3 separate regions of the Mus musculus genome follow, and regions 2 and 3 are each linked to region 1. The links are chromatin contacts, found by Hi-C or POLR2A ChIA-PET in ENCODE. All regions are on one chromosome and are shown on one strand. Each heading gives the region's core, a stretch centred on a gene start or an enhancer-like site at or near the end of the contact. The rest is flanking DNA. Distances are from core to core; before and after follow the strand shown. Region 1 holds the start of Ccnb1 (cyclin B1). Region 2 holds the start of Cdk7 (cyclin-dependent kinase 7). Region 3 holds the start of Slc30a5 (solute carrier family 30 (zinc transporter), member 5).

Region 1 (4,696 bases), core at 754-3,253:
TTTCAAAAGCTGGGAAACCTGAAGCACACTGCTTCAAGCGAGTGTGATAAGACCTTGTCTCAAATAAAACAAGCCAGACTTACATACACACAGGGTCGGGGGATGAGCAGGGAATCCTGGGATATAGTATTTGCTTACTACATATCTTAATTTGTAAAGCAATGATTACTACAGGGCTAGGGATACAGCTCCATTGGTAGTGCTTGTCCACTATGCTTGAAATCCCGGGTTCAGTCTCCGGTGTGACATAAATCCCGTGTAAAGATGTATATGTAAGAGCCGGGCGTGGTGGCGCACGCCTTTAATCCCAGCACTCGGGAGGCAGAGGCAGGCGGATTTCTGAGTTCGAGGCCAGCCTGGTCTACAGAGCGAGTTCCAGGACAGCCAGGGCTACACAGAGAAACCCTGTCTCGAAAAACCAAAAAAAAAAAAAAAAAAAAAAAAAGATGTATATGTAACCTCAACAATGAGGAGGCAGGGGAGGGAGAGCAGGAGATTTAAGGTCACTCTCAGTTACACATGAAGTTCAACAACCTGTGATGCATTTTATAAAACCAAGAATATGTTTTAGAGAGCACAGGATGGTGTGGTGGGAGGGGGTGCCCTCAGTGGGCCCGTACTGAGGCTTCCACTCCTCACCCCAGGTACCAGCCATATGACGGGTCTACCATAGAACAGCTTACTTGGGGGCATGGGAAAGGAAGGTGAGAAGTGAATAGAGACAGAGAAAGAGAAGGGACGAGAAGGGGGGGTGGGAGAGAGAAAGAGAGAGAGGAGAAAAGATGGGGGGAGGGAGAAGGAGAAAAAGAAGAAAAGAAGCTGGCCAGGAACCTGTGAAGAGAGGGAGAAGGGAGAGAGGGAGAAAAGGGACAGAGAGAGAAAAGAGGGCAGAGTCAGAGAGAGAGGGAGAGGCCAAACAGTCCTTTTTATAGCAAGCCAGGCCTACCTGGCTGTTGCTAGGTAACTGTTGGGCGGAGCATAGAAGGAATGCCAACAACCTGTGCTACAAGAGATCCTGGTCAATAAATAAATCCGCGTTAGTGTTACTGAAAATTAATGTGGAAAATTTCACTGAAGTTAATAAGCCTTAATAAGGAGTTTGACATAGAAAGATAGAGAGTTGCAATAGAGATCTTTGTTAAATAAGATTTTACAAAACTATATTTTTGGAGTAATCTTAAACTTAGAGCAAAATTAAGCATAAGGCACATTTTCTTTTATCACTGGGGCAGTCGCTATTGGGGAGCTTGGTATGTTAATCTATTTGCTTATAATAACCATTTACAGCTGGGCGGTGGTGGCACACGCCTTTAATCCCAGCACTTGGGAGGCAGAGGCAGGTGGATTTCTGAGTTCGAGGCCAGCCTGGTATACAGAGTGAGTTTCAGGACAGCCAGGCCTATACAGAGAAACCCTGTCTCGAAAAAACAAAAAGCAAAAACAAAACAAAAAACATTTACTATGTGTATGTGTGCTAAAACTTCATGCTATCAACCTCAAAATCCATCCCAGATAGCTGTTGGAACAGTCATATTAAAGACCGTCTCTGCAACAAAGCTTTCGGGAACTCTTAAGATAGTATTGGCACTTCTATAGAAGAGGATGAGAAACAATAAATAGGACAACAGCAAAACTGATATGCGTACTCCCCACAGTCATTTTCCTAAAGTCCAACGGAGTCGCCTGGGCTAGCTTGGACAGCACACAAGTGAGCACTGCACGCCATGCCTACCTAAGGCAGGTGGCAGCAATGCGACTTGTGCGCAGGCATAGAGCCTGACCTCGCGAGGGGTGGGCGGTGCTGCCAGCGGCAGCCTCGCTCTGGCCCCGCCCCCGCCCCACCCCCGCCGAACTTGGGATCGCGGGATCGCCCAGGAAACGCATTCTACGGGAACCCGCGGCGCCAATGGGAAGAGAGCGAGTGCCACGAACTGGCCAATGAGGAGCGAGCGGCCCGGGGTTTAAACCTAAGCCCGGCAGACTCCTCCCGGCGTGCTGCGGAGGAACGGCTGTTAGTGTTTAGCTGTGGATAGCCAGAGGTTAGGGTGTCTTCTCGAATCGGGGAACCTCTGATTTTGGAGGAGCCATGGCGCTCAGGGTCACTAGGGTGAGTCGGGCCAGGCGCTGCGGTGATCGCGGCGGGAGAAGACCGCGGGATCCCGGAGCGGGAGGGGGATCCGGGAGGGCTCCGGCGAGGCCGGGGAGCTGAGGACCCACCTTATGGAGGGTGAAAAAGACCTCTGGACCTATCTGGGCTGCAGGACTTGTGGGGAGTGGGTGCTGTGCTCTTAATGGTGAAGGCCCAGGGTGAATTCTTCGCCTTCCCGGAGAGCTGTCTACGACGGAGGCTTTTATGGCATCCTTTCCGATGTAAATTCACCATGTTTAGGGTGGCTTAGGACTTAAGGGGAAACTGGATTAAAGGTGAAAGATTTGGGTGGAAACTTGCTTGTCACGGCTGGAGGCTAGATCCTACCACCCTTGCTTTCCTTAGTTAGGTCCCGCCTTAATTAACCCGTGACTTCCTCGGGGCTGCCTGCTTGCTGCCGTGGACCCTTTTCAAGTTGTTCTTTTACTTCTTTCAGAACACGAAAATTAACGCAGAAAATAAGGCCAAGGTCAGTATGGCAGGCGCCAAGCGTGTGCCTGTGACAGTTACTGCTGCTTCCAAGCCCGGGCTGAGACCGAGAACTGCTCTTGGAGACATTGGTAATAAAGTCAGCGAAGAGCTACAGGCAAGAGTGCCTCTGAAAAGGGTAACTATCGCCCTGAAAAGGGTACCGATCTCCCTAGCCCAATTAACCTGAAAAGGCCCATCTTCTAGCTGTCACCCTTGGGAAAACATTCTGTTCTCTCCCTTTCATCCACAGGAAGCAAAAACGCTAGGTACTGGAAAAGGTACTGTTAAAGCCCTACCAAAACCTGTAGAGAAGGTGCCTGTGTGTGAACCAGAGGTGGAACTTGCTGAGCCTGAGCCTGAACCTGAACTTGAACATGTTAGAGAAGAGAAGCTTTCTCCTGAACCTATTTTGGTAAACTTGCATTTTTTAAAAGTTTGTTTCTTCTCTCTGACTTCATTTCACGTTGATGCACATGACAGCATTTAAATATATTACTTATTATTGAGTGGCTAGCAAAAACATTTTACATGCATTAACGACTCTGGGGTGAGTATTAGCACCCTGCGTCAAATGGTGGCAGATAAATATGGTGGGGCTTTTTGTTTTATGTAGACACCAGAGTCTCACTCACTATGTACTCCTGGCTGGCCTGGGACACGGATGTGGGCATAAATCATTTTCTTTTCTGTGTCTCTGTAGCTCATGCTGTCCTTGAACTTGAGATTTCCACCTCCAATGCTGGGATGGTATATTCAAAAACTATTTTTAAAAAGATTTCAGGCAGAGAAATGAGATTAATTAATAAAATAAGGTGCTTGGTAGAATCCCAGTATTCTGTCTGGCCAGAGGCAGGTGGGGCTCTGAGTCTCTGTAACAAGGTCCAGTCTAGCCAGAGCTACATATAGTGAAACTCCGTATTTGAAAACAAAAAAAGATGATAATGATGGAATGATGGGTTAGCATTTAAGCCTAAAAATGAAGTTTGCCTGAGTTTGTAGCCTGTTAGATTGTGTTCAGCATATTAGGAGGCCCTGGGTTCAGTCCTTGAGTATTAAAATGCAAAAGAGAAAAATGCAACAACAAAAAAAGCATACACGTCGAAGGCACCAGATTTTACTACTAGGTGTGATGATTGGTGCATGTTTGTGATTTGAGCACTTCTGCTAAGGCAGGAAGATTGCAAGTTTAAGGCTAGCCTGGGCTCTCTGTAATCAGGGGCTTGGATACACCTGAATAAAGATTGCTGGCTTAGCATTCTTTTGAATCAAGTTCACGTGGGGCTGAGCTGATGGATAAATGACTTTATTATCTGTTCCTTTGACTTGCTTTACCTACTAGTATTGAGAGTACTTTTTTGTGTGTCTGTGCCCAATTGTGTGTATGTTAGGCCTGAAGAGACAGAGTTCTTTGGAGCTGGAGCCGGCGTTGCAGGCGTTTGTGAGCCACCCAGTGTGGTCGCTAGGATCTGAATTCTGTCCCTCCTGGAGATCGAGGGCTCTTTAATTGCTGAGCCGTCTCTCCAGCTCCCATCTTCTCTTTTGTATTTTGTGTGTGAGGACACAGTTAGAGAGGTTGGAAGACAACTTTTGAGTCAGTTCTTCCACCTTGCGGGTTCTAGGGATTGAACTCAGTTGTTAGGCTTGGCAACAGGCACCCTTACCAGGCTTGCCAGCCTAGTTTTTCCTACTTTTAAACTGCCTTAATCTAAATCGGAGTTTCTTTTTTTATGAGACCAGATCTTGCTGCCTTGTAGTTTGCTATGGAGACCAGGCTGGCTTCATCTCACAGAGATCTGCCTCCCAGGGGCTGGGATTAAAGGCCTGGATCACCATGCCTGGCTCTGTTTGTTAGTTTTTGCTGTTTATGTGTACGATTTGTTTTTCATGAGTGGGATGTGGGTTTGCACATGAGCGCAGGGCCCAAGGAGGCTGGAAGAGGACGTCAGATAGCCTGGAGCTAAGGTTGAGTCCTGGTTCCTGAAGAGAAACTGGATTCCAGCCCTTGGCAAAAGCAGCAGATGTTCCTTTACAGCTATAACTATCACTCCAGCCTAGTGTTAATCATTTCCCAAGAAG
Region 2 (4,696 bases), core at 641-3,140, 56 kb after region 1:
CCAATAACAGATTGTGTGTGTGTGTGTGTGTGTGTGTGTGTGTGTGTGTGTGTGTGTGTGACTGTAGGCCAGGCTTTCCTGGAAATTGCAAGGTTCCTGCCTGTGTTTCCAGTGCTGAAGTGCACTGCCATGCCTGGCAGGACAGGGATGTGTAGGGATGGAACAAGAACAGGAAACAGTAGAGGGAGAATCCGATTGCTTAATTACGCTTACTTTACTTTTTCATATGGGTTAAAGTACTTCTTTATGTTACCTAAAACTGGCCAGCTTGGGAGAACTGGCTGCTAGTTCCTTGGAAAGTCAGATTAGTTTCTGTCTAATGCAAAACTTCATTATGCCCCCAATTTTGGTTTGATATGGTGAACCTTGCATGGATCTCTTAAATTTTATTAACAAAAGTATTAAGGGGCTTGGAGATCAGGAGTCCTCTATTTGCACGTATGCCTGCATGACAGGACACTAGATCTTATAAGCCACCATATGGTTGCTGGGAATTAAACTCAGGACCTTTGGAATATGCAGTCAGTGCTCTTATATGTTGAGCCATCTCTCTAGCCCTTGGATCAACTCTTTTTTTTGGTTTTTCAAGACAGGGTTTCTCTGTGTAACCCTGGCTGTCCTGGAACTCACTCTGTAGACCAGGCTGGCCTGGAACTCAGAAATCAGCCTGCCTATGCCTCCCAGTCCACTGCCCAGCCGAAGATCAATTCTTTTTTTTTTTTTCCTTTTTTTTTTTTAAAAGATTTATTTATTGATTATATGTAAGTACACTGTAGCTGTCTTCAGACACTCCAGAAGAGGGAGTCAGATCTCATTACGGATGGTTGTGAGCCACCATGTGGTTGCTGGGATTTGAACTCTGGACCTTCGGAAGAGCAGTCGGGCGCTCTTACCCACTGAGCCATCTCACCAGCCCGAAGATCAATTCTTAAATCCACCAGGGAATTGAGGCCTCAACAAAACCACCCTCTACCCTGCAAACTGGAAACAAAGATATGACTCAAAAGGAAACCATTGCTGGAGCCAGTAATTGACAGCTAGGCTTAAAGTGAAATCATTAATTACATAGCAAACACTGTTACTATGTGTAAAGGCTCTGTATGTTTTTCTTTTTCTTTTTTAAGATTTATTTTTTATTATAACTAGTTACACTGTAACTGTCTTCAGATGCACCAGAAGAGGGCGTCAAATCTCATTCCAGGTGTTTGTGAGCCACCATGTGGTTGCTGGGATTTGAACTCAGGACCTTCCAAAGAGCAGTCAGTGCTTTTATCTGCTGAGCCATCTCACCAGCCCCTGTATGTTTTTCTTAAATCATTAGTTTCAAATTTTTATAAGACCAAAGGCTCATTCTATAGCATTCAGTAGGACTTGGTTTTGATTTCCTGGGCCTGTTTCTTCATAAATCAGCCTTTAAGAACTTGAGGGTGGGACGGGGAGGGGTACCCGATTGGAGGAAGTGGGGCAGAGATCAGGATGTAAAGAGAATAAGTCAATAAATTAGTGGGGGGGGGGGGGAGGAAAAAAACATGCACAAAAAGAAAAACAAAACAAAACAAATGGAGGGGTTTGGTGTCCATAGAGACTCAGGCGACACAGTAACGCAAAGCAAGACAGCTGCAAGGGCAAGCCCTTACACTTCTGCTACATTCCGAACTTAGAAATACCACGTCAGAACCCTGGCCTATCATCTTTGGAAGCAAAAAAAAAATCCACGTTAAAGACAAAATCCAGTAACAAATGGACACTGACTGCAGTCTAGGACAGCACAGCTTCCGGGTACTGTGTGCACGTGGCAGCGGGGAAGGGCAGGGTTCGCGGCCCAACTCAGCTTCCGTAGGACTGGCCCCGCCCACAGCGGAAGTATGGGCGGGACCCGTAGGTCGTGTGCGTCCAGCGACCGGAAGTAGCTGTTGGGCAGCTTTCGGACGCTTTAAATTCCTGCGGGGTGGAGGGCTTAGCTTGGGTGCCCGGGTCTGGTTTCTCACTCGCATGGCTGTGGACGTGAAGTCTCGAGCGAAGCGCTATGAGAAACTGGACTTCCTCGGAGAGGGACAGGTGAGGCCTGGGGCTGAGTTCTCGCGCAGGCAGGCACAGCCTGGCCACCGCCGGCTGCTCGGTCCCCTTGTCACCATCCCTGAATTGCTTCTTCCCTGCTGAAGAAGAGGCCTCCAGACCACGTAGCAGGCCGTGGCCAGTCCCCTCCAGAATCAGGGCTTCTTTGTTCTTAAAAGGGGGAGGTGGGGAAGGGCCAAAAACCAACCAGCAGGTAAAGAAAGACCTCTTACGACTTTGTTACTGTTCCCCTTTCTAGTTTGCGACGGTCTATAAGGCCAGGGACAAGAACACCAACCAAATCGTCGCCATTAAGAAAGTGAGTTGCCTTTTTATGTTGTTTCCTCTCCAGTCTTTGCGTCTTGCTTGCCACGTAGCCCTTGCTGGCACGGACCTCGCTATTTAGAACTTGCTGCGAGCCTTAACCCTTCTGCTTTGTGTTTGGGGGTTTGGGGGGTTTGCAGGTTTGCAGGCGTACTCCACCACGCCAGGCAACTCTTAGAGAGTAAATGCCCGTGCATTAACAGTTGATGGATGGCTGTCTGTGAGATAGTCTTGCTATGGAGTCCAGATTGGTCTCCCAACTCGTGGAAATCCTTCTGCCTCTGCCTCCCGAGTGCCGGGCATTACAGACATGGGCTACCTTCGGCTTCATCTTACTGCTCACAGTCACACTGATTGAAGGAGTTACAAGAACTCTATAGACAGTAGTATTTATTAGTATCCTGTGTTTCAAGATGGAACTCGGGCTGAAACAGTTTTTGTTCAAGTTAAAACGTTTCATCCCCTAAAAGTTGGTTGTTGGCTATGGAGGCAAGGACAGCGTCTCTTCAGTCCTTTTGGATGGCATGGTCTTTCCATGTCAAAGGTTGTTAAAGGTGTGTTATCTATACACGAAGGTTTTCATTGGCATCAGCAATACTGATAATAGTGTAATTTCTAGAAAGATTTAAGTATTCTTAAAACTTAAATTCATTAACAACACCCTGATATAATTTCCTGTGTGCCAAACACTTTTGACTATTTTTTTTTTCTTCCCCCACTTAACCTCCAAATAGTCCGTGAAATAGGTAAAGTGTCTTTGCCTCCCCTTTGAGGTACCTGAGGCTAGTTAGATGACTTGAGGGTCGCACAGCTAGGAATGTGGAGGCATTAGAACAGAGCAGTTGGTTGAGCTTCGTTCCTCTGCTGACATCTATAGCCAGCTCATGGTGACTCTGCGACTCCGAATAGAACTCAGGGCCTGTTGTGGTTGAGCTCTGTATTTCTGTGCTTCTTTGAATCTGTTGTTTCCTTTGTAATCTCACAATTCCTTTGAAGTATGGAGAATTACACTCGCATCTGGCAGCCTCCCCTTTTCATTCATTTAGTATTTGGCTTGCTGTCTTTTCAGTGATTCTGTTACTATCATTGTTTTATTTTAAGACATTATTTTTGTATTAATATTTTCAGGTGGGGGCGCTTGTGTGCCACAGGGCATATGCAGGATCCAGGACAACTGCAGAGAGAGCCTCTCTCTATGCCTTGTAGGTTCCAGGGACTGAGACCTTGCTTGGTAGCAAGTGCCTTGGCTGGGCGTGGTGGCCTATTTCTGTAAGCCCAGCGACTCCAAAGGCTGAAGCAAGAGAATCAAATGGTAGCATTTTCCAGAACTGGGGAGGTAGAGATAGATAGACAAATCCCAGAGGCTGCCTCCATGTAGCATTTCCTACGTGGTAGATGCCCGTGAGAGACACTTTCTCACAGAAACAAGGTGGACAGTGTCTGAGGAAAAACATCTGAGTTGGCCTCTAACCTGCATGTGCACACACACAAACATACATACCTACACCTACATTTGTGCACCCTTAAAGACATATATACATAAAGTTCAGGACCTTCTTGAGCTAAAGAGTAAGTTTCAAGGCTAGCACAGGCAATTTAGTAAGACCCCACCCCGTCTCAAAATAGAAAGTAAAAGGCTGGAGAGATGGCTCAGCTGCTTGTTCTTCCAGAGGATCATTGTTCAATTCCCAGCAACCACATGGTGGCTCACAACCATCTGTAATGAGATCCAGTGCCCTCTCCTGGTGTCTGAAGACAGCTACAGAAAACAAACAAACAAACAAAAATGTCGGGCACTGGTGGCACACACCTTTAATCCCAGCACTTGGGAGGCAGAAGCAGGCGGATTTCTGAGTTCGAGGCCAGCCTGGTCTACAGAGTGAGTTCCAGGACAGCCAGGGCTGCACAGAGAAACCCTGTCTCAAAATAAATAAATAAATAAATAAATAAATAAAACAAGACAAAAAAAACAAACAAACAAGGCCTAGGCTTAGTGGTGGAGCCTTTGCCTAGCACATGTGAAGCCTGCTGTTGTGGAAAACAAGCACCAGAATTATATCCAAACACCAGAAGAAACGACAAAACACCAGGCAGTTTCCTTTTTCTTGAGACAGGAACTCTGTAGCCCAGGCAAACTCCTATCAGTTCCAGCCTCTCAACGATGGTATTCCTGGTGTGAGCCGCTCCCATCCTCCCCTCTTCTCTCTGCTGCTGTCTTTGTTATCACCAGGTCTACTTCTGGCTCACCATCCCAGCCACGCTCACCTTTCTATTCCTAGAACGTGTTAGATTTGTTCTAGTCCCAGGATTGTTGTAT
Region 3 (4,696 bases), core at 1,549-4,048, 47 kb before region 1:
TTCAAAAATAAAAATTTAAAATACCTCTTCAAAAACCTTCGATTTTGTTGGGCCTCCTCACCTGACCCAATCACTCTACGCCAACAGTTGCTCCCAGATGTGAAGATAACAATAAATAAACATAATACTATGAAGTCTCCTGCGGTTGATGCCCCCAGGGTTGGAGAGATGGTTCCGTAGGTAAGAAGGTTTACTGCTCCCGTGGAGTACACAGACAGGGGTTCACAGCAATCTACAACTCAACAGCCACATGGAGGCCCACAGCAATCTACACCTTCAGATCCTGGGGAACTGGCCTTCTCGTCTGACCTCTTTAGGCACCAGGCATGCACATGGTATGCACACTCGTAAGCGAGACACTCCTCTACATAAAATCAATTTTTAAAAATGTTCCCCACAGGCTCATACACTGGAGCTCTTGGTCCCCAGCTCGTGGTGATGCTTGGGTAGGTTTAGGAGGAGTGACCTTGCTGAAAGAAGTATGTCGCTAGGGATGGGAAGACGTTTGAGGCTAAAAAGCCGACTTCTGGCTTGCTCTCTGTGCTTCAAGCTTGTAGTTGAAGACGTGAGCCCTCGTCCTCCATTTCCTGCCACTCTGCCTGCTGCCACCGTTCCTCGTCCTCCATTTCCTGCCACCGTTCCTGCCATGACAGGCTCCTGACCCTACGGAAGCATAAACCGAATACCCCTTCTTCTGGAGGGCACCTAGGCCATGGTGTTTTATAACAACAGAAAAGAAACCCATATACATGATGAGTTTAAAAAACAACAAGATCCCAATGAAACACACACACACACACACACACACACACACACACACACTAAAAACAGTCGCAGTGAGGCTATGTTGTATTGTCAGTCTTTTACTTGCTTCAAACAGGAATGTGTGCGTCTGTAGCTTCTCCAGACTGTACCTGCCTCCCGGCTCGGCGTGTAGCGTGAAAAACCTTTACTGAGGTCTCAAGTAAGAGTGTCAACCCCTAAGGTTTTCTCTTTCTTCTTCCCTTCCCTTCTCCTCCCCTCCCACCCCCCCACCCCCTCTCCAGGCAATCTTTTAAACCCTGAGGCTTTCCCTGTGCTGGGAAGAGCACAGGCACTTGCCACCAGTCTAACTAAAAGGTTTGTTCCTTGTTTCTTCTGCTTCTGCTTCTGTTACTTCTTCTTCTGCTTCTGTTACTTCTTCTTCTGCTTCTGTTACTACTTCTTCTTCTTCTTCTTCTTCTTCTCCTTCTTCTTCTTCTTCTTCTTCTCCTTTTAATTTATCAATATGAAATGACTCACAAACTCTTTGCCAGCCTTTCCTGTTTATCAGATGCTCTTTGGAAAACCTCCAGACTTTAACATGTTACACTGTCAGCTGAGTCTTGCTCTCAGCTTGCTAACTACTCTCTACCACAGATTAAAGGTAAAGCCTTTGCTAGCTTGCTCACATACATGTCACTTGGACTCTTTGTGTGTGTTCAAATTCAGTAGAATAGTATCAACTAATTATGATTTGTCCTTCTGGAAACCCCACTTTCTCCTTCAAATCACCAGTCCAAACCTCCCTCAGTAATAATAGCTAACACTTACTGAGTAATACTAAATGCCACTCACATTCCCTCTGAACAGCTTTATAATATAGATATTACTATTCCTACTTTCCGGAAAGGGGGTGTGTGCCTATAATGCCAGCACTTGGAAGACAGAAGCAGGGAGACCAGAGTTCCAGTCCGTCCTTAGCTATATATCAAGTTGGAAGCCAGCCTAGGCTACATAAGACCTTGCCTCTATATAACAACAACAAACGACGAACGGGAGGAAAACTAAACAACAGATAGGTCAAGTGACTACAATTGTTTATTTCTTTTCTTGTTCCTTTTGAGACAGGATCTCACCTTGTAGTCCTGGCTAGCTTAGAATTCAGTATGTAGACCAGGCTGGCTTCAAACTGCCTCTGGCTATAATTGGGATTAGAAGCATGCGCCACCATGCTGACCAAGATGTCCACAATTATTGAGACTCAGACCAATAGAGACCCAGGTACCTGTAAAAAAATAGCTTTTATATAGATATGTCTACACTAAGTAATATCATTTCAAAGACAGGATTGAAGAAAATCAATATTTTTAGAAAGGGAATAAAATTGTTTACAATAGCACACCTGTAGCCCCTTCCTTCTGTGTTCCCTCTCACACACTTGAGCAGGTTAGCCTGTACTCCTGCCCAACAATTAAATCCACAAGCAGTTGCCTTTCTCCATTGTTTTAGCCTCCCACTCTGCGTTATCGTATCATCAGAAATCCAAAAATAATAATCTCTTTGTGGGAGTCACAGGCACTTCAAAAAACTTTTAGCTTTCTCATTAGAAAAAAAAAAAAAAAAAAAACAAAAAAAAACCGTTAATGCACTTGAGTTAGCAACGCCTATATGTGGCTCACGCCTGAAATTCATCATCCAGGTTTATGAGGCTAGCCTGGGCTACATGCTGAGTTCTAGGTCTATCTGGGCTACAAAGTGAAGCCGTTTAAGAAAGAAGAACCCTGAAGCAAAGGGCTAAGCTCTGTTTGTTAACACAAATATGCATTTTCTAGGGGACCATCCATCCATCCCTCGAGCGAGGAGAACACGCTGTAGCCAAGATGGACCTTAGGTGGCGCTGCAGGGACCTCTTAGGGGCTTCTCTTGAAGACGCGAGGAGGGGGCGGGTCGAGCGGAGCCTTCCCAGCGGTGGGAGGAGCCTGAGTGAAGCGAAGCCACGTGTCCACCAGCGCGCAGGCGCAGGATTGGTCACTCCCCCGGGAGTGAGGGCTGCCGGGGCGGATGACGTGGCCCGGTAACGTTCCTGCCCGTACGGCCTCCGGGGAACGGCGCTGCCGGAACAGCCCGCGGCCTAGTCCCGCCCAGCGTGCGTGTGCCTGCTTGCCGAGCCCGGGCTAGCGGCGGAGACTGCCGAGCTTGCGAGGACGCTGCTGACATGGGGGAGTGACGCGCCTGCGCCCGCGCTTCCGCAGCGGCGGCGAGCCATGAGGAGAGCCCGCGGCGCGGGCAGCGGCTCCTGAGCCTGCATGGAGGAGAAGTACGGCGGGGACGCGCGGCCCGGGCCCGGCGGTGGCCTCGGGCCGGTGGACGTGCCCAGCGCCCGGTAAGGTGGGATTCCACGGCCGCCGGCGGTGCGGACAAGCTTCCCGCCTTGCTCGGACCCCGCGGGCTACCTCTGCGGTCCGTGGCTTGAGATCGGCGAGCGGGCGGGAGTCTGGGCTCGGGACGCACTGCCTGCCAGGTTCCAGTCCCTAGAGAGAGAGGATCTGAATGTCCCTCCCTGCCACTTAAGTAACGCAGGGCTCCGTAGCCTGTCCCACGGCTCGCCCAGAGGATATGCGCAAGGTGTCACCGTCTCAGGCGAAGAAACCAAAGTACAAGCCGATGAACTTGGGTATACAGCACAGCAAAAATGCAACCCTGTCATCGAGTTTTCGTTGCCGTGGTTTTGTGGGGAGAGGTGGGGGCTTATTCTAATAGTACGAAATGTACGTTCCCCCTCTCCCCCAAAACTCATGCCGTACGGGGATTCGTAGCGTGGAAATTCTTTACTTTTCCTCCAGCCTAAATTATTTTCCTTTTCCTAAAGCCTCTAGCCAGTTGTGCCCTTAGGTCCTGTCCTAAGTTCTGAGGTGGTGTTAAATAAAGCCCAACAATTTCGTTCAAACTGGTTAGCAGTATGTACGATGAGATTTCGTGATTGTTTTTGAAAAGGTTCTTAGACCGTGGTTACAGCGATACCAGCTAACTTTTGTCTGGGGGGGTGGGGGTGGAACCCATATGCCGAGTAGAATTTAAACCAACTGCGGGATTTGCAGAATGCATTTGGTTTTCTGTCTATTTTCAGCAATTCATTTATAGCATGTCACGTGTCAACCAGTGACCATAAAACAGCTAGATGCAGAAGGGGCTAGTGCTATGGTTTGGTAATAAAGGGAAGTAATAGAAGGGACAAGACTAGGTCAGGTCACAAAATTGGACTATGGAGACAGATTAAAGTATCAGATCTTTGTTAAATTTCCTGTTGATAACTCCAGATTTCATAGCAGAGTTGCCATATTTTTAGGAAATACAAGGGTAAAATGTGATATACTTCATTTACTCTCAAACAGTTCAAGGATGGGGGGGGGGGGAGAGTGAGAGTATAAATAGTTTAAACGTGGTAAACATCCTTTGCCAACTTACCTGTATTATTTGCTTGGCAGAGTTGCCCTTCTATCGTAGGTTATTACAGAATTCAAATTTTGACTCAGAGCTGGCTGAATTTCAAGGGATTTCAGGTTTCCAGAGTTTTCTGTATGCTCGAGCACTGGATCTTAACTGCAACATTCGAAATGATCAGATCCTTCCAGTGTGGTTATTTTTATGCCTGAGTGCACAAATTCCAGTGGTCAGGGCTGCCAGCATTTGCTGAGTACCTCCTATGCCCCAAAGACTCTTAGTGTATAGATCCCTTTAGTCTTTCCAAGAACACTACAAGCTAAGTAGTAGTATCCTTGTTTGATAGGGCAGGAAACTGAGTTGCCTAAGGTCACACAACTAATGAATGACCTGGCAGTCTGAGTTGTTTCAGAATCTGTGTATTTACTATGCATGCCTTCTGTTTACACCTATGAATGCTTGAATTCATTGAATTGAACTAGTATTATTATTATTATACATCAAAATTATTTTT

What was found. A loop is a pair of places that touch in the nucleus more often than their neighbours do. ChIA-PET counts read pairs that join two places held with the same protein, here RNA polymerase II (POLR2A).
Region 2: a map of heart shows a loop between it and region 1 (2.8-fold over the local background). The contact joins the promoter of Cdk7 here to the promoter of Ccnb1 in region 1. A Hi-C loop is called at or near these places in 4 of 37 maps with a recorded cell type or tissue (adrenal gland, heart and v-Abl transformed pro-B cells). POLR2A ChIA-PET finds 5 or more read pairs at or near these places in 4 of 5 experiments (Patski and embryonic stem cell).
Region 3: a map of heart shows a loop between it and region 1 (7-fold over the local background). The contact joins the promoter of Slc30a5 here to the promoter of Ccnb1 in region 1. A Hi-C loop is called at or near these places in 7 of 37 maps with a recorded cell type or tissue (CH12.LX, T-helper 17 cell, gastrocnemius and 3 more). POLR2A ChIA-PET finds 5 or more read pairs at or near these places in 3 of 5 experiments (Patski and embryonic stem cell).

What each region holds. Positions count from the first base shown.
Region 1 is chr13:100,783,793-100,788,488 of GRCm38, reverse strand. Ccnb1 (cyclin B1) reads left to right here and starts at 2,003. Exons shown (of 9, transcript NM_172301.3): 1 at 2,003-2,107; 2 at 2,586-2,756; 3 at 2,871-3,032. The coding sequence starts at 2,087.
Region 2 is chr13:100,728,136-100,732,831 of GRCm38, reverse strand. It overlaps Cdk7 (cyclin-dependent kinase 7), which reads left to right and starts at 1,890. Exons shown (of 12, transcript NM_009874.3): 1 at 1,890-2,058; 2 at 2,315-2,374. The coding sequence starts at 1,993.
Region 3 is chr13:100,831,529-100,836,224 of GRCm38, reverse strand. It overlaps Slc30a5 (solute carrier family 30 (zinc transporter), member 5), which reads left to right and starts at 2,798. Exons shown (of 16, transcript NM_022885.2): 1 at 2,798-3,124. The coding sequence starts at 3,048.